2 separate regions of the Homo sapiens genome follow, and region 2 is linked to region 1. A link is a loop called in an ENCODE intact Hi-C map of the cell type or tissue named here. Cell type or tissue: HCT116. All regions are shown on one strand. Each heading gives the region's core, and the rest is flanking DNA. Links, peaks and the distances in the headings are about the cores only. Region 1 overlaps GSK3B (glycogen synthase kinase 3 beta). Region 2 overlaps GSK3B (glycogen synthase kinase 3 beta).

Region 1 (13,069 bases), core at 279-8,278:
ACTTGAGCCCGAAAAGTCAAGGCTAGTGAGCCGTGATGGCACCACTGCAACCCAGCCTGGACGACACAGTGAGATTCTGTCTCCTACACACACACACACACACACACACACACACACACACACACACACGTGCGCATGCACACACACATTTATTTAATTTTATATATTTAAATTATATGTAAGATTAAAAGATGAATGCCAAGTTCAACAGAGATTTCTAGTTACAGGACTATAAACTGTCCTTCCCTTGTCTCAATATTTTTATAAATGATTTCATTTATTACAGGTTGCAAATGCCATCAACAGCTAAGCAACATATGTAAAAGTGTGAAGCCAAATTGTGTAACGCAATAAGGGGCAACAGTTGGTAAATCACACAGTACAAAACTTAACTAACTACAAGCATTCTAGTTTAAAAAAAAAAATGTGCTTGTCAAATAAAACACATCATGGGATAGATTTGGCTGTCAATTTATAACCTCTGATTTCAACACAGCCACCTAAGATTGACACAGACCTAGAAGAATGGCTTAAAATGAAACATTGAATAAAAATTTAAAGAACTTGGGCTGGTATGATAGACCAAACCTGCAATATGAAATTTAACAAAGGCCCTATGACTAAAATCAAAGTGTCAATGTATTATTGAGAATGAGAGAACAGAGGAACTCCAGATCAAACTTGACAGTAATACATCTGGAAATTAAAGAAGTGTAATTGAACAGAACTCAAAAAGAAAAAACACTGAGATGCAACCAATAAAAAACATCATGCAACATTAGGCTACAAAAGTATTGTGTTCAAATCAATGAAGATAATTCCACTCTACTTTGTATAGCTCATGCTGCATTGCAAGTAGTGATATCCCTTTATTGGCCACATATTTTATTCATAATATTAACACAGCAGAATACATCAAAGGAAGGCTAATGAAAGCATGTCTGCTATAGGCTGAACAATCTAATTTACTACACTATGAGAAATATGAAGGCACCAAAAAATGCTCTTGTTAAATTTACAAATGTTCTAATGTAAAATAAATAGCCACAGGGAATAACCCCGAGGGGACAGTGCCCATCCCTAGGAAACACCATATGTAGGGAAAACAGTAGTATTTTTGCAGTTCCAAAGTACGGTTTTGTTTGAAGCTTCTTGCACAACATAATTAAGAAGGCTAAAGATGCTAATATTTTGAGAAGACCAGGATTCAGCATTTCTAGCACTCGTAATTTTCTGAAACATCTCAGGTTTGCTATTTCCTTAATGTAATCTATCTCCTTTGGATTCTCAGACACAATGCTAGAATACTCACAAATTGTAAACTTTAAAAACTAAATAGGCCGGGCACAGTGGCTCACGCCAGCAGTCCCAGCACCTTGGGAGGCCGAAGTGGGTGGATCTCTTGAGCCCGGAAGTTTAACACCAGCCTGGGCAACATGGCGAAACCCTGTCTCTACCAAAAATACAAAAGTTAGCCAGGCGTGGTGGCATGCACCTGTAGTCCCAGCTACTCAGGAGGCTGAGGCATGAGAATCGCTTCAACCCAGGAGGCGGAGGTTGCAGTAGTCAAGACTGTGCCACTGCACTCCAGCCTAGGTGACAGAGCAAGACTGTCTCAAAAAAACAAAACAAAACAAAAAGAAATAAAAAAATAAAATAAAAATTTAAAAAACCTAAATAGAACACACAGTATCATTTGGGAGGCAGGAGCTGAAAACGCTGAGTCTGCTAACCTCAAATAACTGATACTAGGTTTCCAAAAAACTGGCAAAAGAGTCAATGCCAGAAGTCCTTTGAAAGGAATCTGCTATTATACAAAGTGGATCTACTTAGAAACTTCCAAAAAAATTACATAATGTATAATTTAGGGAGTATTTCTCTCTATGACTCAGTTTTCCTAGTTATTAATTTTATTAATAAACTATTCTCTAATCACTGATAACCATTTTTCTATGAACTCCACATTAAAACCACACACTGAGTAAGAAATTTAAGTGATAAAATTTTGATCACATGTAACAACAACTCAACAACAGCTGAGATAACTCCATCCTACCTTTGGAAAACACATTAGTATGATGTGTTATCTCCAGATAACTTCTGAGGTCAAGGAAATAAAATGACTTGAGGTTACATTTTTAATAGAATCATGATATAATTTTAAAAATCTGATGTAATGCAATACAACATATTAGAGATCCCCGCAATAAGACATCAAATGCAGCATCACAGTAACCCAGGATTCTCATCAGAATTGGACTGGGCATTCCAACTGGCAAAAATCTCCAAAATAGCTATCTTTTCTCTGATGGGTACGCCAGGCTGGCTAGAGATGAGAATATAGTACTAATAGTAAAGAGTGTGTGGATTAGGTAAGAGAATACCTTTTTGCTTGAGAGGCTGTGGGAAGGAAATGGGAAAGGGTAGGCACCTAGCATACAACGATTAAGGCAAATTTCATCCCTATCTCACACCTTAAAACAAAATAAACACCAAAATTACCAAAGGGTTTTTTTTTTTTTTTAGAAAAATAATAAATGTGCCAGAAGAAAACATGGGTATTTCTGCAAATCTTGGAAGACAAAAGAGCTAAGCCATGGAGAAAAATAATGCCAATTTGATTACACAGAACTGTAAAACATCTATACTACCTTAAGAAAAAAAACTCACACAAACCCAGTAAAAAAAAACCATGACAATTTGGCAAATAAACAAATAAATAAACTTCTGCTACACATGATAAAAGCCTGATTTGTTTTTCTTTAAAACACAAATAGTACTTGGAAGTCAACAAGAAAAAACCAGTATTCAAACAGAAAACATGGAAATATAGGCTGGGTACGGTGGCTCACGCTTGTAATCCCAGCACTTTGGGAGGCTGAGGCTGAGTTCAGGTGTTTGAGACCAGCTTGGCCAACATGATGAAACCCTGCCTCTACTGAAAATACAAAAATTAGCTGGATTTGGTGGCAGACACCTGTAATCTTAGCTACCCTGGAGGCTGAGGCAGGAGAATTGCTTGAACCCCGGAGGTGGAGGTTGCAGTGATCGAAATCATGCCGTTGCCCACCCCAACCCCTGCAAAACAAACAAACAAAAACAAGAAAGGAAATATGGAAATACGCATTAACAGATGGTCATAAAAATGGCCAACAAAACTGTAGAAAAATGCTCAGCCTCACTCATAATTAAAGAAATGTAATAAAGATAGCAATAAGCCACAATTTTTCATCTATCAAACTAGAAAAGAAAATTCAGTCTGAGAAAACTAAGTATTGAAATAGATCACCATCCAATATGAACTACAACAATTCTTGTGAAAGTCCAAACTCATGCAATCTATTGGGCAGGCAATGGGTTATTAATTCAGAAGTGAAGACATAGAGCCCCCCCAAATAGACTCAGCAATGACACTTTAGGGATTACATCTATGAAAACAATTCTGTGTGTGTACACGCTCGTGCATGCATAAAATTTGTGAAGAGCAAGAAATTAAAAACACATCTGCATGCCATTATCTTATAATGCCAGAAAACAAAAACATGCTTTAAAATAAAACAAAAAGCCCACATGATAGTATGTTAAAGAAGCACAGGAGCCGCCAAGCGCGGTGGCTCACGCCTGTAATCCCAGCACTTTGGGAGGCCGAGGTGGGTGGATCACCTGAGGTCAGGAGTTCGAGCCAAGCCTGGCCAACATGGTGAAACCCCGTCTCTTGTGAAAATAAAAAAATTAGCCAGGCATGGTGGCAGACGCCTGTAATCCCAGCTATTTGGGAGGCCAAGGCAGGAGAATCACTTGAGCCTGGGAGGCAGAGGTTGCAGTGAGCAGAGATCAAGCCACTGCACTCCAGCCTGATAGGCAGAGCGAGACTCCTTCTTAAAAATAATAACCATAATAATAAATAAAACAAAAAAACAAACAAGAAGCACAGGAGGTAGTTGACAGAACTCCCAGTGGCCAAACCTGGGACAATGTGGCCAATAAAATAAATATCCACAAATCCACACTGATAGAAATAAATGACTAAATAGATTAATACATGGGGGAAAAGAGACATGTCTCTTACGCAAAATAAATTGAAATAATTTGTGTAGCTACTCCACCATTAAGGAAAAGAAGTATAGGGGCATAATTCCCACCTTAGGTGTAGTCTCTGCATAGTGACTTCCTTCCAAGGAATAAAGTATGGAAAGAGTGGGGAAAAGAGTAATTTTACAGTCAAGAAAACTAAACACTACATCAGTCAGGTGTTGAAAGTCAGTTAACAGCACTCATAAAGCATGTCGACAGTATATGTCCTTGATATGATGTGATGAAAATGACACTTTACCTCTCTGTTGTCTTCTTGCCAAAAACGTGTAACCCCAGTTTTATCATTAAAAAAGCAGACAAACTCCAATAGTGAGGCATCCTACAAAACATCTGACCAGTACTCCAAAAAACTGTCGAGATCATCAAAACCAAGGAAAGTCTAAGAAACTGCCATGCAGGTAAGTAAGATAAGACCACTAACATCTCATTATGTTGTAATGAGGGATCCTCAATGTGGTATTCTTTCTTATACTTTGTAAATGTAATGTGGTATCTCAAATGGGATCATAAACAAAAGACCTTAGACAAAAACCAAGGACATCTGAATAAACTATAATAATTAACTAACTGTAACAAATGTACCATATTAATATCTTAACAATAGGGGAAACTTTGCAGGGTCTGTCCATATAGACATAAAAGCCCTATTACTGTATTGTTGGTAAAAAGGGAACATGTTCCAAAATACATATGTTATTACTAATTTACATATAATATATGTGCTCATACATGCATATAAGAAATTTATATCTGTTAAGAGTGGGATTAGGGAATTTAGGGATTAGGGTAAAAAATATTTCATTTTAATTTACTCCATTCTGTATTACTTCAATTTTTTATATAGTATGCATGTAATAACATTTTAGTTTTGCTGAAATATTAAAATAACATAAAAACAGATGACAACTGATATTCAAAAGAAACTCCTAGATTATTTTTGAGCAGATGATAATTACCACCTCATTTGCTGTCAGTAACATTTATACTTTATGAGGAGGTCCTGATAATTCAAACTCAAGAGCTTTATTATTACTTATATATTCACTTCCTAGGTCATACTCCATTGAAAATGTTAGCATTTCATCAGTCAAGTTTCATCCAGATAATCAATAAACCACTTTAATAAGACATCAACATAAAACTTTAAGGAAGATAGACCAAGCGAACTTAGATAGGTAATCACTTTATTTCACTGAATAAAATTCACTTCTATCAGTAATTTTCATAATATAGTAAGATAAAGAGAGAGGAAAAGAGGGGAGAATTGCATATTGTCAACCTGATCAAGGTACCATTTCTGTAATTTGGGGTTTTCATCTAATTGAAAAAGAACAACGACAACAAAATTATTTTTATACTAGGAGGCTGACCTTGACCTAATCATATATGAACCCACTTTTACTTTCCTAGCCTCATCTCCACTACAATCCCCACTACCCCAACTTTATATACCAGCAATTTCAAACTACTTGTATCTCCTCTACACACACTGTGCTATTAAACATCACCAAGTCTTTAAAATACTCTGTACTCCTTGGCATACATCAGTTCTACACTGTTTATCTAAATAGTTCCTATTAATTGGTATTAAAACCAATTCTTCACAGACTCTTTCAAAAAACAGAAGCAGAGGGAATACTTCTCAATGTCATTCTATGAAGCCAGTATTACCCAATACTAAAACCAAAGACATGACAAGGAAAACAAAAACAAAATAAAACTACTGATCGATATCCCTTATGAATATAGATGCAAAAACTCTTAACAAAGTACTGTTTAGCAACATATAAAAATGATTACACACTATGACCCAAGTGAGATTAATCTCAGAAATGTAAGGTAGGTTTAACATTCAAAAATCAACTTATATAAAACACCATTTTAATAAAAACAAAAACCACATAATCAATAGAGAAAAAGCACTTGCCAAAATCCAACACCCTTTCATAAAAATGCTTCAACAAGCTGGAAATAGAAGAGAACTTCCTCAACTGATAACACTATATCTATGAAAAACCCAAGACTAACATCACACTTGAAGATGAAAGACTGAATGCTTTGCCACTAAAATCAGGAGCAAGAACAAGAATGTCTGCATTTATCTCTTCTAGTAAGCATTTATCTGCATTTATCTCTTCTGTACTAGAGACTCTAGCCAGAACGGTGTCCAGAAGAAAAAAATAAAAGGCTTCAGGTTATATATATAAATAACATAAATATATATAAAAATATAAATATATATAAAAAATATATATATATATATATTTTTTTTTTGAGACAAAGTCTCGCTCTGTCACCCAGGCTGGAGTGCAGTGGTAGGATCTCAGCTCACTTCAACCTCTGCCTCCCAGGTTCAAGTGATTCTCCTGCCTCGGCCTCCTGAGTAGCTGGGATTACAGGCGCACACCACCATACCTGGCTAATTTTTGTATTTTTTAGTAGAGATGGGGTTTTGCCATGTTGGCCAGGCTGGTCTCGAACTCCTGACCTCAGGTGATCCACCTGCCTTGGCCTCCCAAAGTGCTGGGATTACAGGTGTGAGCCAATGCACCTAGCCTTGGGTATCGTATGTTGATTAAAAAAATCAAGTCATCAAGGAGCTATAACAATTATATACACAAATGCACCAATCAACACAGCCCCCAATACATGAAACAAAGACTAACAGAATAGAAGGGAGAAATGGGCAGCTGTACAATAGTTGGAGACTTCAATATACCACTCTCAATAATGAACAGAACATCAAGACAGATCAATAAGGAAACAGATAACTTGAACAACACTAAAAACCAACTGGACCCAACATACATATACAGAATACAGCCACCCCCAAATAGCAGAGAACACATTATTTTGCACCTGAGCATAGGTCTATGCAGGATAGACCATATATTAGGCCACAAAACAATGTTAATAAATTTTAAAAGACTGAAATCATATGAAATATCTTTTCTGACCACAATGAAATGAAACTAAAAATTAGTAATGAAGGGAAACCAGAAAATTCACAAATGTGTGGAAATTGAACAATTCACTGTAGACAACCAATGGTTTAAAGAAGATAACAGACAACACACTTGCTATAGTTTGGACTGTTTGTCCCCCTAAACCTCATGGTAAAACTTGATCCTCAGTGTTGGAGATGGGGTCTAATGGAAGGTATTTGGACCACAGAGGTGGATCCCTCATGAATGGAATTGTGCCTTCCTCTTGGTAATGAATGTGTTCTCATTCTATGAGTTCCCTCCCACTACAACTGGTTGGTAAAAAGAGCCTGACACCTCTCTGCTATCTGGCCACGTAACCACTGCATATGTTGGCTCCCCTTCACCTTCCACCACAAGTGGAGGCAGCCTGAGACTTTCACTTTCTAGCTAGCAGAATTGTGAGCCACATAAACCTCTTTCCTTTACAAATTACTTGGCCTCAGGTATTCCTTTATAGCAGCACTAAACTGACTAAGATAATACTCTTAAACAAGAAAAATTTTTACATAGTTAAGACATAATACCAAGACTTACGGGATGCAGCAAAGACAGTGCTCAGAAGGAAATTTACAGCTGTAAATGCTTACATTAAGAAAGAAGATCTCAAATCATTAATCTAACTCTACAACCGGAGAACTACAAAGAAGAAACTGAACCCAAAGCTAACAGAAGGAAGGAAATAAGAAATATATGAATAGAGATGAATAAAACAGAGAACAGAAAAAAAACAGAATCAACAAAACTAAAAGTTTTTTTTCTTTTCAATCAACAAAACTGACAAACCCTTAAAAGAGTTTAGATGTAGGGATAGACTGACAAATAAAAAGAAAAAGAATTAAAATCAGAAATGAAAGTGGGGCCATTACTACTAACCTCACAGAGACAAAAAGGATGAAAACAGCATACTACAAATAATCGTATGTTAACATATTAGACAACCTGGATGAAATGGGCAAATTCCTACAAATACACAGATTATCAAACTGACTCAAAATGAAACAGACGATCTTAACAAACATACACACAAGTAGAGATTTAATTAGTAATAAAGAAAAAAACCTCCCAACAAAGTAAAGTCCAGGACCTGATGATTTCAGTGGTAACTTCTGCCAGTTTACTAAAGAAGAAATTAACAATAATCTTTCTAAGACTCTTCTAAAAAAAATAGAAAAGGAAGGAGCACTTCTTACCTCATTCTACAAGGCAAGCATTACCCTATACCAAAGCCAGATAAACACATCACAAAAAAGAAAAATTACCAACCAATATCCCTTATAAATATAAACGCAAAAATCCTCATGAAAATACTAGAATATGAAATCTAATAGCATATTAAAAGGATTATACCCCATGACCAAGATTGGGGTATAATCCTTTATCTCAGGAATACAACAGTGGTTCAACATAAGAAAATCAATGTAATATATCATGTTAATAAAATGATGGAAAAAACCCCACACGATCATTTCAATTATCACCAAAAGGGCATCTGATAAACTCCAATTCCATTTCGTGATAAAACGGAAAATGTTTTAAAAATAACAGTGATAGCTGCATTATATCATATACGTAATTAATGCTCTTGAATTCTATACAATTATATATTGATATTCAGCAATGAATATCCCAAAAGTAAAATTAAGAAAATAATTCCTTTACAATAACACAATCTATAGAAATAGTTATTGTAATACCTATAATAAATCTTAATATACTTCAAAAAACAAAAGTTAATATCTGGGCTGAGCCTATTTTAGCTCTCAGTTTTCTACGACTATCTAGAAGGCTTTCAATAAATCTACATAGCCAACTTCACATTGTCTCAGGCACTGGGCTAAGCATTAAAGAAACAAAATTAATAAAATCTCACCATGCTGCTGAGAATTACACAACCTAGTAAAAAGATCTAGTTAAAAAAAAAATAATTAAAATACAAGAAAAATGTCATGAAAGAGGTATGTGCAAGATATTCCAAGGAGAGAGAAGCTTTTGGGGCTAAAAGGGGGGCTGGGGGGAGAGAAAATAGTGAGATATCAGATGGAGCTACTTTTGAGCAGAGACAATACAATGAAAAAGAACTCAACAAAAATAGAGCAGGGGTGGAGGGTAGGAAAGAAGCATTCCAGAAGGTATTTGCATTAACAGGGATAATACAACATATTCTGACAATTGCACATACTTTGGGCAAGGCTAGAACATAGATAGCCTGTGAGAAAGGAGAGATGAGTCAAGTAAGGTCACGATATAGATGTTCAAAGACCTTGTATGTCATGCTAAGAAATCTGGAATTTACCTTTTAGGTAACTGAAGAAGTGATACAATCAGAAGGATTGCCTGCTGCCATGTTATATTAGGGATGGTCACAACTCCCATCTCCAACATCTCCAATGCTAATTGATCATATAAAGCTTTTGGTAAACCCAGACAATAAATTCTTAAGACAATGACCCATATTGTCTCTTCTAATTGTTTAGAATAATCTATGATTTATCCCTGTTTTAAAATACTGTTTAGGCTAGGGGTGGGGAGGAAGTAAAGGTATGTACTAGAAGAAGAGAAATCACCAAGAGTTTAGATAAGAAATAATGTGGGCCTGAACTAAGGCAGCATTATCAGTGAAATAGAAAGAACAGATTCAAATAAGTCAACAAAAAGGTCTAGCATAACATCCAGGTTTCTTATTTTAATAATTGATATATAGCAAGGATAAGGGGAGTCGTAAATTCTAACATGCTAAATGTTGACGGCTCAGGCTTCCAGGTAGAGATTTCTGGTTGGTACTAAAATTTGAGGCTCTAGAGTTCATCAGGGAGACCTCAACTGAAGATAAACATTAGAGAGTCACTGAAGTCACAAGGATTGAGAATATGGCCCAGGATAAGTATGAAAGTAAAGAAAAATGGAGAATAAAACCCTAGGGAACACCAAGAACTAATGGTTAGAGGTAATGAAAGAAAAACTAATACATGATACTATAAACATTTTACTTACATGGCCACAATTTTCACAGTAACAAAAGTGTGTGTGTGTGTTTGTGTGTGTGTGTGTGTGTGTGTATACACATGGTGTATATAACACAAGTATATATATAAAAATATATATAAAACACAAGTATATATATTATACATACATATATTACCCTCATTTTAGCGATAAGGAGAAAAATTAAGCAATTTGCTTGAGGACACATAGCCAGTCCTCATGGCCAGACACATGAACAGCAGAGTCACCATTCATACTCAAATTGATTCTTTATACTATACTGCTTCAAAATTAAGAAGGAACTGTTCTTGGCCTTTTCTTTCTTTCTTTCATCCCTTAATATAACCATATGCACACATACCTGCTCTCGAAAAAGTTAAAACTGAATTAGAAATGAGTACATATACATACATACATACAAGTTTTAGAAACCTCTGATAAAAGTTCTTTATTAAAAGAAAAACATATACTGAAATTAAGAGTGGTGGTATTAGGGAAGGTTAATGGAATCCAGAGCTAGACTGTGGGGGCTCAAATCTCATCAAAACATTTCTAATAAATATTTATAAATATTTACATAGCTTGCTATAATTATATCTCCTTGGCTCTTGGGTGAATGGCTTGATGGTTCTGTTTTATCTTTTGGGGGTCAGAGATTTCTTTGAAAACCTAATAAAACACCCAAGCTAGCTCCCTCGAAAAAATGCACAATCTTTATTTTAGAAGAGTCACATACTTCCTGCAAACTAGAAATTTAAAATACTGGTTTAAATCACTCTATGGGCAGGTCACGTCACTTAACTTCTCTCCATCTCCTCTTCATAGAACCGTTGTGAAGATTAAATGAGTAAATATAAGTAATGTGTTTAGATTAATGCCTGGCATATAGTATCTCATACCTTTTAGCTATTATTATCAATACCACTACTTCTAGTACTGCAACTATTACTACTAATTTTTTTTTTTTTTTTTTGAGATGGAGCTTCGCTCTTGTTGCCCAAGCTGGAGTGCAATGGCTCGATCTCGGCTCACTGCAACCTCTGCCTCCTGGGTTCAAGCGATTCTCCTGCCTCAGCCTCCTGAGTAGCTGGGATTACAGGCACTTGCCATCACACCTGGCTAATTTTTTTTATTTTTAGTAGAAATGGGGTTTCACCATGTTAGCCAGGCTGGTCTCAAATTCCTGACCCCAGGAGATTCACCCGCCTCGGCCTCTCAAAAGTGCTGGGATTACAGGCGTAAACCACCTTGACTGGCGTAATACTACTATTAATATTATAATCTCCCCTTGTTTGATAATTTACTAAGATATTTTTTAATGTTCTATTTCTAGCACACTGCTTCTGGAGGAATGTACGTCCTATGCTAAACACTATAGCATACTATACAGACTCTGGAGTCAGACTACTTGGAGCTGACGCCCAACATTGCCATTTAGTAGTTGTATGGTAACTTACTTAACGGCTGTTGTATCAGTTTCTTCTATAAAATAGTGCTTCTATAAAACTCATTCTTTAATTGGTTGCTATGAGGTTTAAGTGAGTTATAAAATATGTAAACAGCTCAGGACAATGTTTGACATATAAAAAGCGCAATATATATTTGCTATTAATAAACACAATAATAGGTAAAATAGTAAATTAATGTTTATTAAGTGTTAATTTATATGCCAGGTACTATAATGAGCACGTGATAACCTTATTACATTTGTTCCTTACAAAACCCCTACTGTGCAGATGGCGGGGAGGAGGCTTATAAAAGTAAATATCTTGCCCAGAGTCATACTACTATCAAGTGGCAGAAATGGAATGCAAACTCAAATATTTCTAGCTACAAAGCCAGTGCTCTTTACTTTTCAGAATGAATCCTTGGCATATATGTCACCCCTACCCTTTCCTCTCCAGAGCTAGTGGTAGACCAGCAAAATTAAGCACAGCATTCTGCTCCCTGATCCCAGATGCAGTGGTACAATCCTCCCCTTCTGGATACAGGCCCCCATTACTATCAATAGAACAAAGGTGGCATGAGAAATAAAATCAACTGTCATCTTTGTTATTTGAACAGTCTCTCACAAAGTAGAAGGCAGAGGTTTTTCGCTTTATTATTAAAGTAATCTATGAACCACAAGGAAAAAAACTTTTAAATGAAAAGTTACTTAGAGAAGTTTTTCTTACAGAAAACTATTAATTGATTGAAATAAAATTTAAGGATCTTGTGAAGACATAACACAGTTTTTATTTTTATTTTTTATTTTTTGAGACGGAGTTTCACTGTTGTTGCCCAGGCTGGAGTACAATGGGGCAATCTCGGCTCACTGCAACCTCCTCCTCCTGGGTTCAAGCGATTCTCCTGCCTCAGCCTCTCGAGTAGCTGGGATTACAGGCACCCACCACCACACCCAGATAATTTTTTGTATTTTTAGTAGAGATGGGGTTTCACTACGTTGGCCAAGCTGGTCTCGATTCAACCGCCACGGCCTCCCAAAATGCTGGGATTACAGGCGTGAGCCACCACACCCAGCTCATAACATGGTTTTTATCATATGATCTTCAGAGTCCTAGAGTTCTTTGGGGTAAGCTATAACTCAGAAAAGGCAAAATCATCTGATCCCACACCTTAGCTTCAACTAGGGCAACTCTGCTTTTCATATGTTCTATCAGAGGTCTTCAGAAAATTTCATTGGGGATGTAGAAAGTTTCTACTGCCAAATATTAAAAAAAGAGAAAGACTATTCTGTAAGATACTTGCAACTCACAAAACTATAAGCCCAGGGTTTCAAAACACTCAAATATCTCATTTTTCTCTAATGGGAAGGTAAGAGAGGAGGTACTACTTACTCTAAACTAAATCATAGTTAGTTACTACTGGGTAACATAGAGTATACGAATTGACTACATGATGCTCTAGTTACTACAGCAAACATTAATAATTCCAACCAGAAAACTAAGGCTAATTAGTACACATCTCTAATCTCTGTCCTAACTTAATTCCTCTTTCTTCTAGTT
Region 2 (16,292 bases), core at 3,887-11,886, 61 kb after region 1:
TATGCAGCCATAAAAAAGGATGAGTTCCTGTCCTTTGCAGGGACACAGATGAAGCTAGAAACCATCCTTCTCAGCAAACTATCACAAGGACCTAAAACCAAAGACCGCATGTTCTCACTCACAGGTGGGAATTGAACAATGAGATCACTTGGACACAGGGCAGGGAACATCACACACTGGGGACTGTAAGGGGATGAGGGACTGCGGGGAGGGATAGCATTAGGAGAAATACCTAATGTAAATGATGAGTTGATGGGTGCAGCAAACCAACATGGCACATGTATACCTATGTATCAAACCTGTACGTTGTGCACATGTACCCTAGAACTTAAAGTATAATAATAAAAGTTAATGGTGTAACATGTATTTAAAGCTATTGAAAAAACAGTTTATATGCAAGGTGTGTAAGGAAAGTAAAATATACTTTTCGTAAAAGGATTATAAGGAGGCATAAGAATGTGGATTTTTACCTACATTAAAAAGTTAAAAAATTGTTTTGAAGGTTTAAGCAAGTTTTGAAACGTTAATTATAAAGGAAATTCTGTGTGTAAACATATTGGTAAAGTTAAAGGGGTATCATCCAGTTTTTCTGTAAATTGGGCATTAAAACAAAAGCACAATGGGTTTTTCTTAAAGCACTAACCTGTTCTTTAACAAAACTTATAAAGCATTAAAAAAAGTCTATAAAAATCTTACCTTATGGTCAGATATTAAAATTGGATAAATATGCCTACAAGGTCTTATTAAAATTGAGTTTAACATTAATAGCACACTAATAGAAAGGTGAAATTTAGCTTATCTGGTATAAAATCATACAAGAAGCATTGTCAAATATAAAACGGTATTTGGCTTTCTTTGGTCTATATTTGTATGTTACTCATATGTGTTCCAAAGTTATGGAAGACTCCTATAATTCTGATATATATTAGTGTACATTTTCAGTAATAATTACAATCGTTATGTTAAAATTATTGTGTGTCATCCTTGTCAATTGTGTCTTTATGGCTACCCTAAAACTTTTTGTCATCCATAAACAATTGTTGCCTTGTTTTGGTCCTCTTTAAAAGGTGGTTTTATAATCAGCTATAAAGCTCTAACAGGTGCTCTTAAATGCAGGTTTCTGATAACACTGGAGACTGTAACATCAGAATAGAGGAAAAACGTTCAGGACTTTTGAAGAGATAAAATGTTAATATTGAGCATGACAGGAATTAATTCCATGAACTAAACTAACAGGAGACCAATCTTTTTAATGTTTTAACATATTGCTAATCCTTTGTTTTGCTTTTCAAAGTCAAAGAAATTTTTCTTTTGAGCTATTAACAGCTTTTAACAATTTACTATACTACCATGAACAAAATTTGGAACATACTTGTTTCTCTCTACCTGATTTTCTCCATAATTTTGAAACTATCTGTGAGTATTCTTAAGTTACAGTACTTGCATAAGTGCACTAAAAATCTGTTTTCTTTTGTAACAGGACAGAATTGGAAAAACTGGTTATTTTTACAAAGGCTTTAACTGGAATAATATGCTTTCCTTTAAGGAACCATACTTACAAAGGCAAAAATGCCCTTGGAAAACTGGCCTCATATTTTGTGTACACAGTCCCTGTACAGGGTTTCTGGTCTATGGTAAGTAAAGAATGTCACTTTCTAGCAGACCAGGAATACCAAGTTATCTTGGGACCTCAAGAGGAAAGAAATTCACCAACTCATAGATATTTGATAGTACAAATCCAGGGCTGGGCTTGGCTAAAACGGTTTTCTCTCAGATTCCTTCTACAGAACAAAGTTCCATCAAAGCCAATTTAAAAGGCCTATGTAACAAATAATTATTCTTGCTGCACTGTATGCAAATAATTAAGCCAAGTATAATAAAGCAAACCATTCCTACCATGATTTGTCTTTTAATAAAAATGGGAAACTGGAAAAAGAAAATTATATTTAAAAAACCATAGCACACCTGTTGTTAAATTCTAGTGTTGCCTAACATTTTTCAGTTTTTATTATTTTCTACTGCTTAAATTAAATTCTAATTTTTCTGGCTACAAGTTTCCAAAATAAGTCGGGCTTTCTTAAAGCCCTATAAACTGAAAACTAGATGTTTCAGCAGACGCTGCCTCTAAGCTCCCCGACCATCACAGAAGGAAATCTCTTCACTGCTGGTGCTGACAACTAATAACTGAGGGTGCCCAGAATCCTTCACCCCCATGTCTAGTGAATCCACGGAACCCAGGGTAATTAAAATGGTACCTGTTACAGGAATCAACTCCTAAATACATCACACTCAAGTCAAAGCCTGGAAAGCTAAGGAAGCAACCCCTGACAGCCCCCAAAAGTCATAAATATCAATGTAAAGAAATAAGAAATCTTGCTAGGTGAAGTAGCTCACGCCTGTAATCCCAGCATTTTGGGAGGCTGAGGCACATGTATCACCTGAAGCCAGGAGTTCAAGACCACCCTGACCAACAAGGTGAAACCCCATCTCTACTTAAAAAATACAAAAATTAGCCGGGCGTACAGGCAGGCGCCTGTAGTCCCAAGCTACTCGGGGGCTGAGACAGGAGAACTGCTTGAACCTGGGAGTTGGAGGTTGCATTGAGCTGAGATTGCGCCACTGTACTCCAGTCTGGGTGACGGAGCAAGAGTCTGACTCCAAAAAAAAAAAAAAGGAAATAAAAAGCTAAGGAAATATCTAAACAACCAAACAGATTCTTGGTTTGGAAACAAAATCATAGCATGTGTCATCCCATTCCTGAGCCCCCTTCTAATAATATGCCTGGGACTAATGTTCTTACCCTGCCCAATTAACCTTTTTCAAAGATTTTTATCTGACAGGATCATGGCCATTTCACAGACAACTACCCAAAAACATCTACAGATGTCATTGCTCCTACAGTCAACCTGAGACCAGAAAACTCTCCATCCCCTAGTCAGCAGGAAGTAGCCAGAAGAACACGCCGTCCCTCCTCAAATTATAGGGTCTGGATTGACAGAGTAGGAGCATCGCCATCTTGGACAAGCCCCTCATTCTAAAATTCACCTTAATAAAAAACTGCCTAAATTCAAAGGGCATCAGCCTAATGGCTAAGGTCAGCATGACCATAAACCACAAATAACATCTCCAACCAGAAACATTCCAAACTCCTCCCTGACCAGAGACATGCTAGCCCCGAAATAAACCCCGCTCCAGTTGGAAAGATGCTAGCCCCGAGATAACACCCCTCCTGGCCGGAAAGATGTCTGCCCCAAGATAACCTCCCCTCCTCCCAGAGAGATTCTAACCCCACCATAAACTTCTCCACACACATAAACATTCCAATCTTGTGATAAGCCCCCTCACCCTAAAACCAATATATACTCTTAGTCTGTAAGAGAAAGCGCTCCTGATCAAAATCAGCCAGGAGCACCTCTCAGGTTTTGTCTAAAGTGAACTTGTCTTTAACTGCCAGCCACATTTCGTGTTTCTTTCCTCTTTCTTTAACTCTTACAATAGATATGCTCAAGCTTTCAAAATTATTAAGTAAGACCAAAATCTTCCTCTGGCACTGTCTCCAGAATATATTCAGAGAATACTCATATCCTTAAGGATCAAAAACAGACATCATCTTTCCTCATTCTCCAAAATGCTATAAAAGCAGGTATTAAAATGGTATTAAGCCAAGCGCGGTGGCCCACAATTGTAATCCCAGCACTTTGGGAGACTGAGGTGGGTGGATCACCTGAGGTCAGGAGTTCGAGACCAGCCTGACCAACATGGTGAAACCCCATCTCTACTAAAAATACAAAATTATCCAGGAGTAGTGGCGCATGCCTGCAAGCCCAGCTACTTGGGAAGCTGAGGCAGGAGAATTGCTTGAACCCAGGAGGCGGAGGTTGCAGTGAGACAAGATTGCACCATTGCACTCCAGCCTGGGCAACAAGAGTGAAATTCTGTCTCCAATAAATAAATAAATAAAATGGTATTAAAAGTAGACTATGCTCTCCATTCACAACCTAACAATAGTGATACCTCACATCCCTATCCCTCTATATCCCAATTACAGAACAAGTGAAACTAGGCAGGAGACTTGAAACCTATGACTCACTTCAAAGGAGAAATGAATAGTAAATGAAGCCAAGATCACTAATAAACATGCAACTTACTGATTTTCAAGTTGGAACAGTCAGCCTCAACAAACCATAAGGAGGTTTGGGATTGACTGATGTTCTCCCTGTTACAACAGTACAGGTCTCCTACATTAATTAGGTACCTACCCAATCTTTATCCCCACAACACAAATATTTCCTATCACAAGCACTTCCAAACTGCCCAAGTTAAGATAGTTTAAGTACTCTGTCACAGTATGATGGACAACAGTGGGAAAAAAATAAAATACCACTGAAATGAAGATTATACCAGAAATTCTTTTAAAAAGCCCAGTGTCTTAGGTACAGTTTATGTGACTCCTGGCACACAGGGATAATTATTCTTGGTTTTCTTTTTATCTTTGACCATTATCTCTCATCTTTACTATTCACCAAAAAAAAAAAAAAAAAAAAAGCCTCTCACTGCCATTAGGAGATTTCGCAGGTTGGTTTATTTAATTGAACAAGGAGAAGATCCTATTTCAACCTTCTGCTGGAAACACCTAATAATTTAAGGCAATCCCAAACAGCAGCTATGTAAATCACAGATTTTAAAACTACAGACTTTTAAGTTGTCAGAGAAATTCCTATTTTATGATAATCAAGAGAAACAAATAGGTCAATATATCAAATTTTATTTTTTGGCCACAACAAAGAATACTTAAATTCCACAAAGGAAGGGTGATACAAGGAAAAAAACCGAGCTTGGTATAAAGCAGTCCATCACTTTTTAACATGTAGAATAAAAAACAAGAAAAACTATACAATAGCAACAAAAACAATAAAATACTTAAGAATAAACTTAAGAAATTTCTAAAGCCTGACTAAGCCAAAACTTCTGAAAGACATAAAAGTAGATTTGAACAAATGGAAAAATATTTCTTATTCCTGGCTAAGATAATTCAAGCTCACAAATATATCAGTTCTTCCTATATTAATTTATAAATAAAATCCCAATTTAAAAGATCAACACTTTTTTTATAAAGTTAGATAAACTGATGCCAAAGTTCATATAGAAAAATAAACATGTAAAAATAGGTAGGAAAACACCAAAAAGAAAAGCTACAAGGGCATATTAACCCTATCAGACATTAAAACATACTATAAAGTCTCTATAATCAAAACGGTATAGTAGTGACACATGAATATGCAAACAGCTTAGTGGAATAAAATGGAAAGTCCAGAAATAGAGCCAAGTACATGTAGAAATTTAGCATATAATAACAGTAACATCTCAAATAACTGGAACAAAGATAGTCTTCTACTAAATTGTACCCAGACAAGTAGTTAATGATTTAGAAAAGATAAAATTAGATCAATAATTCATACCATAATAGGAATAAACTCCAAATGGATCAGGGATCTAAATGCAAAAACTGAACCCTGATAACTACTAGAGGAAAATATAGATGACTTCCTCTTTAACCTGAGGATAGCTGGAAAGCTTTATAACCATAACACAAAATCCAGATAAAAGAGCAATAAATTCAACTGCATAGAGGGAAGGAAGGACTCTTACATATCAGAAAAAAAAAACTACCATACACAAAGTAAAAATTACACATATCACACCTAATATAAATTCCATAATAAAGTACTCTTCAGGGTTGATTGGGAAAAATCAAAATCACATTTTTAAAATGGACCAAAAAAAGGACAATTCATACAGACTCACAAAAACAAATAAAATGGACCTTGAATACATGAAAAGATGTTAAAGTGTACTCAAAATAGGAAGATTGTAAATTAAAACTATAATGAGATACCATTTCTCACCTATGAGATTAGCAAAAATTTAAAAAGTAAGGCAACTTTTATAGCCAAAACTATGGACCAACAGGCACTCATACTTAACTAGAGAGAATGCAAATTGGTATAACCTTTATGGAGGGGCATTTAGCAGCTGTAAAAAGGATGAAAAAAAAAAAAATCTCTGAACTGATATGCAATGATTGCCAGGAAATATAGCTTAAAGAAAAAGCAAAGTACAAAAGAGTGTCTCCAATATGCTACCTCCTGTGTAAGGAAGAAAAAAAAAAAAAGAAAATGCACAAACGAGCAGGTATGTGTAAAACAAAACTGAGGAAAAGTAAGCCAGAACATAATGAGGTTGGCCATCTACAGGGAGTGAGTGGAAATAAAATAGAAAGAATCGAAAAGAAATGACACTAGATTTCTGACTTTTGGAACCATGTTAGTGTTTCACAGAATGAAAACATAAATAATTTTTTTAATCAAAAAGAAAGGGGGTGAAGTTCTAAGAAGCGATACATACAGAAACAGATGAACCTAACTACTTCAAATTAATAGTCTATGCTACAGGAAAAAATTAAAATTAAAAAAAAAGAAAAACCCAAATACTTTTTGAATATAATATAAAATCCATATGCCTTTCAAGCTAAAGATAAAAAACATAAACAGTGAACTCTTAGTAAGTCCAACTCTGCCCCCAGGGATATGAGTTAGCAGCTCTGAAACTAGCTTGTAAATTCTAGGATTGAGCAAATAAGTAAATATATTGTGGATAACAGCAGCTAGGTTTTCTCAGTTCAGAAAGAGGAGTTACAAATATAGAAATAAAGAAGGCTAGAGTGAACTCTGTGATGTTGCTCTGCAATTAAAAGTATTAATTTTTAATAGAAAGAAATACAGAAAAAAACGTGTGAATATGCTTGCACACATGTGCACACACATACACCTATTCTCTAGTTCTACTGGCTAAGGGGATCTAGATCCAGCTTGAAAGGGCTTTCGCTGACCAAATCTGAAGCAATTTTTTTTGAGACAGAGTCTTGCTCTGTCACCCAGGCTGGAGTGCAGTGATGCAATCTCAGCTCACTGCAAGCTCCACCTCCTGGGCCATTCTCTTGCCTCAGCCTCCCTTACAGGCACCCGCCACCATGCCCAGCTATTTTTTTCTATTTTTTAGTAGAGACGGGGTTTCACCATGTTAGCCAGGATGGTCTCAATCTCCTGACCTCGTGATCCGCCCGCCTCGGCCGCCCTAAGTGCTGGGATTACAGGTGTGAGCCACTGCACCTGGCCTGAAGCAATCTGAGTATCAAAATAAATGACCAAAGATTATAACCCATTTAATAAAATGAGAGTCAATGAGTCCATATGATATATACAATTAAATGAGAGTCAATGAGTCCGTATGATATATAAAATTAAATGAGAGAAGGGAAAAGCTTTCCTCATAATCCTTAGAGTAGAATCTAATTAATAAAGAAAAAAAGAATTAGAAAATCACCATTTGTAGCCATTATTATAATAATTGATTCTAACAAAAACTCATTAATGCATACTAAAACTAGTTGGTAAAAGCTGGATGAGAAAAAGGTTATTTATGTAGTCTAAAAGTATTTTCCTACATATTCCTTATAATTATGAAGAGAAAAACCGTAATTCTACAGTAAAGAAACCTAGCAAACACTACCCTAAGTGATAGAAGTGAATATCATCATTAACTAGACAGACATCATGGGTCTCCTGATATAATGCATTAAGAAGAAAAAAATCATTTCAATGACATTCTTTCCAAAAATGAATATGCTGAACCTAATTATGAAGAAACATTACACAAACCCAAATAGCTGTCCTATACTGTTCAAAAACATGAATGTCATGAAAGACAATAAGTGAGGAACTCTTCCTGGTATAGAAGACTAGAGATATCACAACTAAACACATGACCCAGGATTTTCTTGTGCCACAATGGACATTTTTGGAACAACTGGAGATATTTCAATAAAGCCTGCATATTAGATAATAGTATTGTATAATTGTTAATTTCTTGATTTTTTTATAATTATTATGTGGTTACATAAGCGAATGTCTTTTGAGTTTGGGAAACAGACACTGAATAATTTAGGGATAAAAGAGCCTCATACTTAAAAGTTGCACTCAAACATTTCAGGAAATAATATGTGTAGCCTGGCACACACGTCTATAATCCCAGTACTTTAGAAGGCCAAGGCAGGAGGATCACTTAAGCCCAGGAGTTTGAGACCAGCCTGGGCAAAACAGGGAGACACTGTCTCTACAAAAAAAAAAAAAAAAATTAAAAACTAGCCAGGTGTGGTGGCGCACACCTATGGTTATCTACTTGGGAGGCTGAGGTAGGAGAATCGCTAAAGCCTAGGAGTTGAAGGCTGCAGTAGCCGTGACTTTACCACCGCTCTCCAGCCTGGGTTATACGGCAAGATCTCACCTGAAAAAAATAAAAATAATATATATAGAGAGGAAGAAACTGCAAAAGTGAGTGTGATAAATATTAATATTTGGAAATCTGGATAAAAGGTTTAAGGAAGTTCTTTACAGTAATGGCAATGTTAAGCCTGAAACAATAATTATTTTTTTTTTTTGAGACGGAGTCTCACTCTGTCACCAGGCTGGAGTGCAGTGGCGCGATCTCAGCTCACTGCAACCTCCGCTTCCCGGGTTCAAGTGATTCTCCTGCCTCAGTCACCGTGCCCAGCTAATTTCTGTATTTTTTAGTAGAGACAGGGTTTCACCATATTGGTCAGGATCTCCTCACATCGTGATCCACCCGCCTCGGCCTCCCAAAGTGCTGGGATTACAGGCATGAGCCACCGCACCCGGCCTAAGCCTGAAATAATTTTTTTTTTTTTTTTTTGAGACAGAGTCTCACTCTGTCCCCCAGGCTAGAGTGCAGTGGCGCAATCTTGGCTCACAGCAACCTCTGCCTCCCAGGTTCAAGTAATTCTCCTGCCTCAGCCTTCCAAATAGCTGGGACTACAGGCACGTGCCACCACACTTTGCTAATATTTGTATTTTTAGTAGAGACGGGATTTTGCCATGTTGGCCAGGCTGGTCTCAAACTCCTGACCTCAAGTGATCCTCCTGCCTCAGCCTCCTGAAGTGCTGGGATTACAAGCGTGAGCCACCACTCCTGGCCTAAGCCTGAAATTATATCAAAATAAAAAGTAGCAAAAATCAAATGATTTATGTATATGAAACTAATTTTTAAACTACAAAATGCTATGTGTGCACATTATTACTTTCAAACCGCTCATTAGACAAAACTCTGTATTTATTAAATTAATTGGTGAAATACCCACACAATCCTAGCATAGGCTAAGTTGCAAGTTTCAAGTGTTTGTTATTCTTAAACCACTGTCTGTACATCTTCTCCATCAAAACATGAAAAAAGGACAAAAATCATAATAAAACATTAGATCTACTATTTTGTTACCTAAGCAATAGATCCCCACTTTCTCTGTCAATAAGTACATATAAAAACCATAGTATCTAATACACAATTTCTTGCAAGCCAAGGCTTTGGGTGCTCTCTTGCTTTATTATTTTATTTTCCTGACTCACATCCTTTTATTTTCAGCCAGGTTACTTGTTCCTCTCTGTAATACATGAAAAGTATTCAAATTCCCAGTGAGGACAATCAGAAGTATTACTGTGTTTTACCCTATGCTACCCAATATAAATAGTTTTATTTAGTGTTTTTTTTTTTAATAAAAAAAGAAAGGGTCTCACTGTTTATTAATAGTTTTATTTAAATGTTTGTTTTCAGAGTTCTACAGTTCATTTACATAGGGACATATTTTCAATCTTTAATCAAAGTATTTGACATATTCTTTCTTTAGAACCTTCTTAAAAAGGAATAGTGATGAAAGATACAATGATTAGAAGAAAGGTAGAACAGCTGGTTCCTTGAAAAGAGATGATAACTAAAGCAAAGCTATATAGCAAGTCTGACTGAGAAAAACAAAAAATAAAAGAAAGCACTAATACATAAAATACCTCCAAAAAAAATCACAATGTTAAAACACCTGGAGCAAACAGGATTATTAGAAAGCAAAACCGACTGAATATTATCATGTTTATATATTACATTTAGATCATAGGGAAAAAAACCATAAACCCTATATGAAAATCAGTGTCTAATCATAATAAAAACTGTTCATCTAACAACAGAAAACAAAACAACAAAAACACTCTAGTTCACCAGTAACATTTTAAACTCAGGTTTCTAGGTAAGCTAGAAAATTATAATGAACATGTAATAATATTTAGAAAAGCAACATAGTAAAGTACCCTACTAAAGGGCCTCAGCACATTAAATGCATCTAGAAGATGCCCAAGTTCAAAACCAACGGAGGAGGCAGTGTTCAAATGCCTAAAACAAGACATATTTACATGGAGGAAGACTTGCATTTACATGGAAGATGTATTTACATGGAGGAAGACTTGCATTTACATGGAAGATGTATTTACATGGAGGAAGACTCCCATTCCCAAGAGCAACAGAAAAATTACTACACATATCTAGATTAAAAAAGTAAGAAAAGTTTAAAACGTACATAACTATAAAGTTTTATATCAAAAATGGATTAAATGCTGAGAATTATCACATTTCTGGATGGGAAGGCTGAATATTGTAAATCTGCACATTCTGCCCAACTAATCTGCAAATTTTACACAATTTTAATCAAATCTAAAGTTTGTTTTTGTTTTGTTGGGGTTGCAGGAGAAACATCACAGGCTGATGATATTTGATACACAGATTTTTTTAAGAGAAAAAACAAGGAACACTCAAAATATGCTGTTAGTTCTCATCATCAGAGAAGTGTTACATAAGCCAAAATGGACAAATCAGCGGAAAAGAAAAGGAAACCCAGAAGAAAATCCAATGTATATATGGTAACATAATACATGGTTTTTAAAATGGCATTTGCCCACCAGTGGGAAAAGGATAAACTTTATAAAAATGGTTTCTGAGACAATGACCTACTACTTGGGGAAAGGTTAAGTTATATTACTACTTTACACTACATCCCAAAATATAACCCCAGAAAAATTAAAGAAATATGTGAAAATAAAATTCCTAGAGAAAACGACATTATTTATAAGCAAGATAGAACAGGCCCTTTCTCAGCATTATACCAAAGCCCAAATCAACAATATCTGAAAAGCAAAAGATATCACAAGCAAAGTCAACACAAACTGAAATTATTTTTTCTCACTTTGAGATGATGACAGATGGTTCATATTATTGTGGAGGCAGCTTCTAGGATGGCCCTAAATGATACCTGCCTCCTGGTATTCACACCCTTGTTTAATCAACTCACCAATATTAGGTTAGAAAAACAACTGTGGTTTCTGTCTTGGGCTTACTGTTTTTCCAGTGGCTCCCTTGCCATGTAGGAAGCTAACTGGTAAGACCTCAGAAAGCCCAGTGAACAGGCCCATGTGGCAAGGGACCAAAGTCTGCCAACAATCACATAGTACACTTGGGGACAGATATTTCCTCCTTCAGACAAACCTTCAGATGAGACTGCAGCTCCAGCTGATGCCTGGATTCAGTCTGGTGAGAGGCCCTGGGCCAGAGGTTCCTAGCTAAGCCATGCCTGAATTTCCAACGCACAGAAGCACTGAGATAATAAAATCTTTGTTGCTCTACAAGATTACATTTTAAATGGGTTTTAACAAATGAGTAAGGAAGACACACACTCTAAAAGGGGTAAAAAGGGTCACAACATGTAAAATGGTGTTGTAAATTAAAATAATTTTTCAGGGCCAGGCATGATGATTCAGACCATAATCCCACCACTTTAGGAAGCCAAGAGGGAGAACCAGTTTAGGCCAGGAGCTCAAGACCAACCTGGGCCATGTAGTGAGATGCGTCTCTACAAAAAATTTAAAACAGAAAAGAAAGTAACAAAATATAAAAATAATTTTTCACCTACAGAACTGAAAAACATAAAAATACTCCTAATATCTAAAGGCTACACAGGAAATGGGCATTACTCATATTCAAATAACGTACATTTAAATGGATAAAATCTAACTGGAAGACAGCCTATATCAAGGTTTAAAGTGCTCTCCTATATCAAGGTTTAAAGTTTAAACCCTAGAATTCTACTTTTATAAACTGTATTCTGATAAAGCACATATATACAATGTTTGGCAGGGAAAAAAATTTTAATAGCTATCAATTGAACAATGGCTAATTAGGGTATATCCACACAATAAAATATAATGCAACCATTAGAGAATGAAATAAAACCAATCTCTCTTGAGAAGGAGAAAGAGGGTGTGGTTTAAATATTTTGATAGAAAGAGGTTATGACACTGTGAGAATCTGATACTATGATATAGAAAGAGGATGAATACTGTGAGAGAAAGAGAGAAGGGGTAGAGGGGCTTGATACAGCGAGGATAAAATGTGGTAAGGCACTGGAGAGTCTGTCTAGATTCGAATCCTTGCTCATCCATCCACTTGCCAACTGTGTGACCCTGACAAGTTAATTTAAAATTTCTTTGTACTTAGGTTTCCTTATCCAAATAATAACAATATCAATCACACAGTACTAATGGTAAGAATTATGTAAAACTGCTCATGTCAAAAAATACATATAGTAAGTATCTGCTATCATCATTAACTACCAATCCCAAAAAATGGAATGTGTGGGTATTTAGGAGACAAATATTTAAAAAATGGAGACCCTGTCATAAAAAATATGGAATTTCCTAGGTTATGGACAATATGGGCTCGAGGAATTTAGAATAGCAAGATCTCCATAGCTGACTTGAATCATCTGGGAAGTTTCATACAGGAAGAATTTGACCTGAGTTTTCATAAATGCACAGAATTTAGACAGCAGGAGAATGGGAGTGATAGAAGAGCTGAATAAAAGCAGAGTGGTCATAGAGAAGAACATATTTCAAGGAGAGTAACATAAAAAGTTTGGAAAGTTAAGTATCTGGAGAAAATGGAAGACTATGGAAGTTTCTGCGTACACAAGTAAACTAGGCAGGTTTTACTTTCTAGACTATGAAGAACCATAGAAGATTTATGGGCAAGAGAAACAACATGACCAATGAGAACTCTGGGATTATTCTAGTCTTAGTACACAGAAGAGATTAGAAAGGAGAAGACTAAGGTACACGTTTATAAGTGGTTAAGCCAAATAATGACAGGTTCTGACTAGAATAGTAGTGAAGAGAAAGAAAAAGAAGAGACACAGCCACAAGGCAGTATGAGGAAAAAAGAAAATCAAGTTAAACAATGACTGGATATTAGGGATGAGCAAATGGAACAGTCTGAATAACAGTGAATTATAAAACCATTAAAAAGAAAAGGCAAATCCAAAGTTCTGGGAACTAGCAGGAGAGATTTCCATTGAGTCTTAAAAGTTAAGTCATAGTTAGATAAGATGGCTTGACAATTTGAGATAACAGTACAATATTCAGATATCAAGATCCAGTGGGCATTTGACAACATGAGACTAGTACTTGGGGGAGAGGTGAGAACTGAAAACAAAAACAACTGAATTTTTAAAAATTCTTTAGAATGTTCCAGATATTTACAGCAGATGGACACTAGAATGTGGTATAACTAGTGTTATACCAGAACAGTGATCACTTCTTCTTGTTATATCCCTTCATGTTTACCATAGATCTTGGTACATTGGAGGCTCCCACTAAAATGTTGCAGAGGTTGGAAGAGTAGTAAAGGGAGCAACGCTGCATAGTGACAGAGGCTTAATTACACCCGGTGTCTTCTGACTCTCTCTGCTATACCACAACATAGAGATGACATCTGAGCTTCCATGCATAGGCTCCCCTAATGAGGTACAGAAAATGAAAATACATGACGAGAACTGAATTTTGGGATTGCTAGTGTCTAAAGGCAGAAGGACAAGAAAAAAAAGGGAAGATAGCAAAAAAAAAAAAAAAAAGTTACGAGAAAAATGGATAGTGTTGTAATATGGTTTGGATGTTTATCCCTTTCCAAACCTCATGTTGAAATGTAATCTCCTTTTTTTTTTTTTTTTTTTTTTTTGAGACAGAGTCTCACTCTGTCCCCCAAGCTGGAGTGCAGTGGCGCGATCTCGGCTCACTACAAGCTCTGCCTCCCGGGTTCACGCCATTCTCCTACTTCAGCCTCCCAAGTAGCTGGGACTACAAGCGCCCGCCACCATACCCGGCTAATTTTTTGTATTTTTAGTAGAGACGGGGTAGAGCCTGGTGGGAGGTATTGGATCAAGGGGGTCAACCACTCATGAATGGGGTTAGCACCATCCCCTTGTTGATGAGTGAGTTCCCACTCAGTTAGTTCACAGGAGATCTGGTTATTTAAGAGAGTCTGGGGACGGGCATGGTGGCTCACGCCTGTAATCCCAGCACTTTGGGAGGCTGAGACAGGCGACTTGCCTGAGCTCAGGAGATTGAGACTAGCTTGGACAACATGGCAAAACCCCGTTTCTACAAAATAGTAATAACAATAATAATAATAATAAAGTCTGGATCTCCCCCTTCATGCTCTCGCTCAGCTCTTGCCATGTGATGCACCTACTCGCCCTTCACCTTCTGCCCATGATTAGAAGTTTCCTGAGACAATTACTAGAAGCAGATGTCTGCACCACACTTCCTGTACAGTTTGCAGAATTGTGAGCCAATTAAACCTCTTTTCTTTATAAATTACTCAATATCAGGTATTCCTTTATAGAGATGCAAAAACAGACTAACACAAGTTGCAACATGGATTAAAAAAATTTTTTGAAAAAAGGAAGCATAGTCAAATACATAAAATGCTTATATGCTACAGGCAGTGTTCCTCTGGTCTACATCAACACAGTACAACGGTGAGGACAGGTCACTTTTTATAGTATAAATTAAGAAATTTTAACTTACCTTTCACAGGATTAAAAAATACATATATTACATATGTCATTTGTAATGACTACAAAAGTAATACTGCAATCTTCAGTGAATGTTATCTCTACAAAATACATGACTAGAAATAAAATCACTACAATGGTTGAGCTGAACAAAAATGCGCACAATAGAAGAAATTTGAAGCAAAAAGAAGCAACTAAAAAAATAATCATTTATGGTATATGTATTACGACAGCAACAAAATATATGAAATACTGGACATTTTACCTTAAATCTCTTGTCCTGCAATACTTTCTTGATGGCGACCAGTTCTCCTGAATCACAAAGTTTGGCTTGATATACCACACCAAATGATCCATTTCCAATCACTTTAGTGTCTGTATAGCTGACTTCTTGTGGCCTGTCTGGACCCTGCCCAGGAGTTGCCACCACTGTTGTCACCTTGCTGCCGTCCTTGTCTCCTAAAGGAAGAAAGGAAATTTTTTTTTCACGAGAACTGTAAGGAATTAAATAGAGAAAACTGCCAAAATATACAAGGTAAACTATATTCTTTATTTTTTATTTTATTTTTTTTTTTGAGATGGAGTCTCACTCTTGTCACCCAGGCTGTTGTGCAGTCACACAATCTCGGCTCACTGCAACCTCCGTCTGCCGGGTTCAATCAATTCTCCTGCCTCAGCCTCCCGAGTAGCTAGGATTACAGGCACCTGCCACCACGTCTGGCTAATTTTTGTATTTCTAGCAGAGACGCGGTTTCACCATGTTGGCCAGGCTGGTCTTGAACTCCTGACCTCAGGTGATCCGCCCTCCTTGGCCTCCAAAGTGCTGGGATTACAGGCATCAGCCACCACGCCTGGTCAAAGTAAACTATATTCTTTACTACAAATTATTTTTAGTTTATTACATGTAATTACTTCAATTACTTGTTTCAATTATAAGTCATTTTTTAAACTCCCATGTATTCAGTCATTCTATAGACCAGACACAATGCTTAGTTTCAACCCCATGAGGTAGACAGTACTGTTCCCATATTATAGGTAATAGGAAGAATGTTAAATTTGCCCATGGTCAAATAGCAAAAGGTGAACCCATAAGAGTCTGACCTTATCCATCCAATTCTAAAAGGCCTTAGGGCTTTCTTCAAGACCTTATTTTACTTGAAAATAAAATATGTGCAAATAAAAATGTTTAAAACTTCTCTCTTCAGATCCTTCTGCATTTAGGAAAGTAAGGCTTTGAGTGTTTGCTTCCCTGAATCTTCTTTTTAGCAAAGTAGAAGACCTCTCAGAGAAAGCTCAGGTGGAGAAAAGAATGTTAATTTGGGGTTAACAGATATAAAAATTTAAATAATCCAACCCATTCTGAACTGAGGCCCAATTATATAAGCATATCACTGGCTCCAGGGTCTCTATTCACTCACAGACCTCTTCTTTCCTTTTTTGCCTTCTCTCACCCCAGTAGCAATCCAACGGCTCTCTTCAATTCAGGCACAAGAGCCAC

The links. Peaks named below come from ENCODE experiments on the same cell type or tissue, not always from the same donor. Only the 100,000 strongest peaks of a DNase experiment are listed, where the experiment ranks them.
Region 2: a loop joins it to region 1, with 3 times the contacts of the local background. A loop is called at or near these places in 2 of 110 quality-filtered maps.

What each region holds. Positions count from the first base shown.
Region 1 is chr3:119,929,996-119,943,064 of GRCh38, forward strand. All of the region lies in intron 3 of GSK3B (glycogen synthase kinase 3 beta), which reads right to left. Among named protein-coding and RNA genes, the nearest start is that of MIR6529, 150 kb to the right of the region's middle. RefSeq lists an enhancer at 7,486-7,585. In HCT116, for the core only: no CTCF peak of the experiment used is centred there; no DNase peak of the experiment used is centred there.
Region 2 is chr3:119,986,987-120,003,278 of GRCh38, forward strand. GSK3B (glycogen synthase kinase 3 beta) reads right to left here. Exons shown (of 11, transcript NM_001146156.2): 2 at 15,060-15,253. Among named protein-coding and RNA genes, the nearest start is that of MIR6529, 90 kb to the right of the region's middle. In HCT116, for the core only: no CTCF peak of the experiment used is centred there; a DNase peak (open chromatin) is centred at 6,956.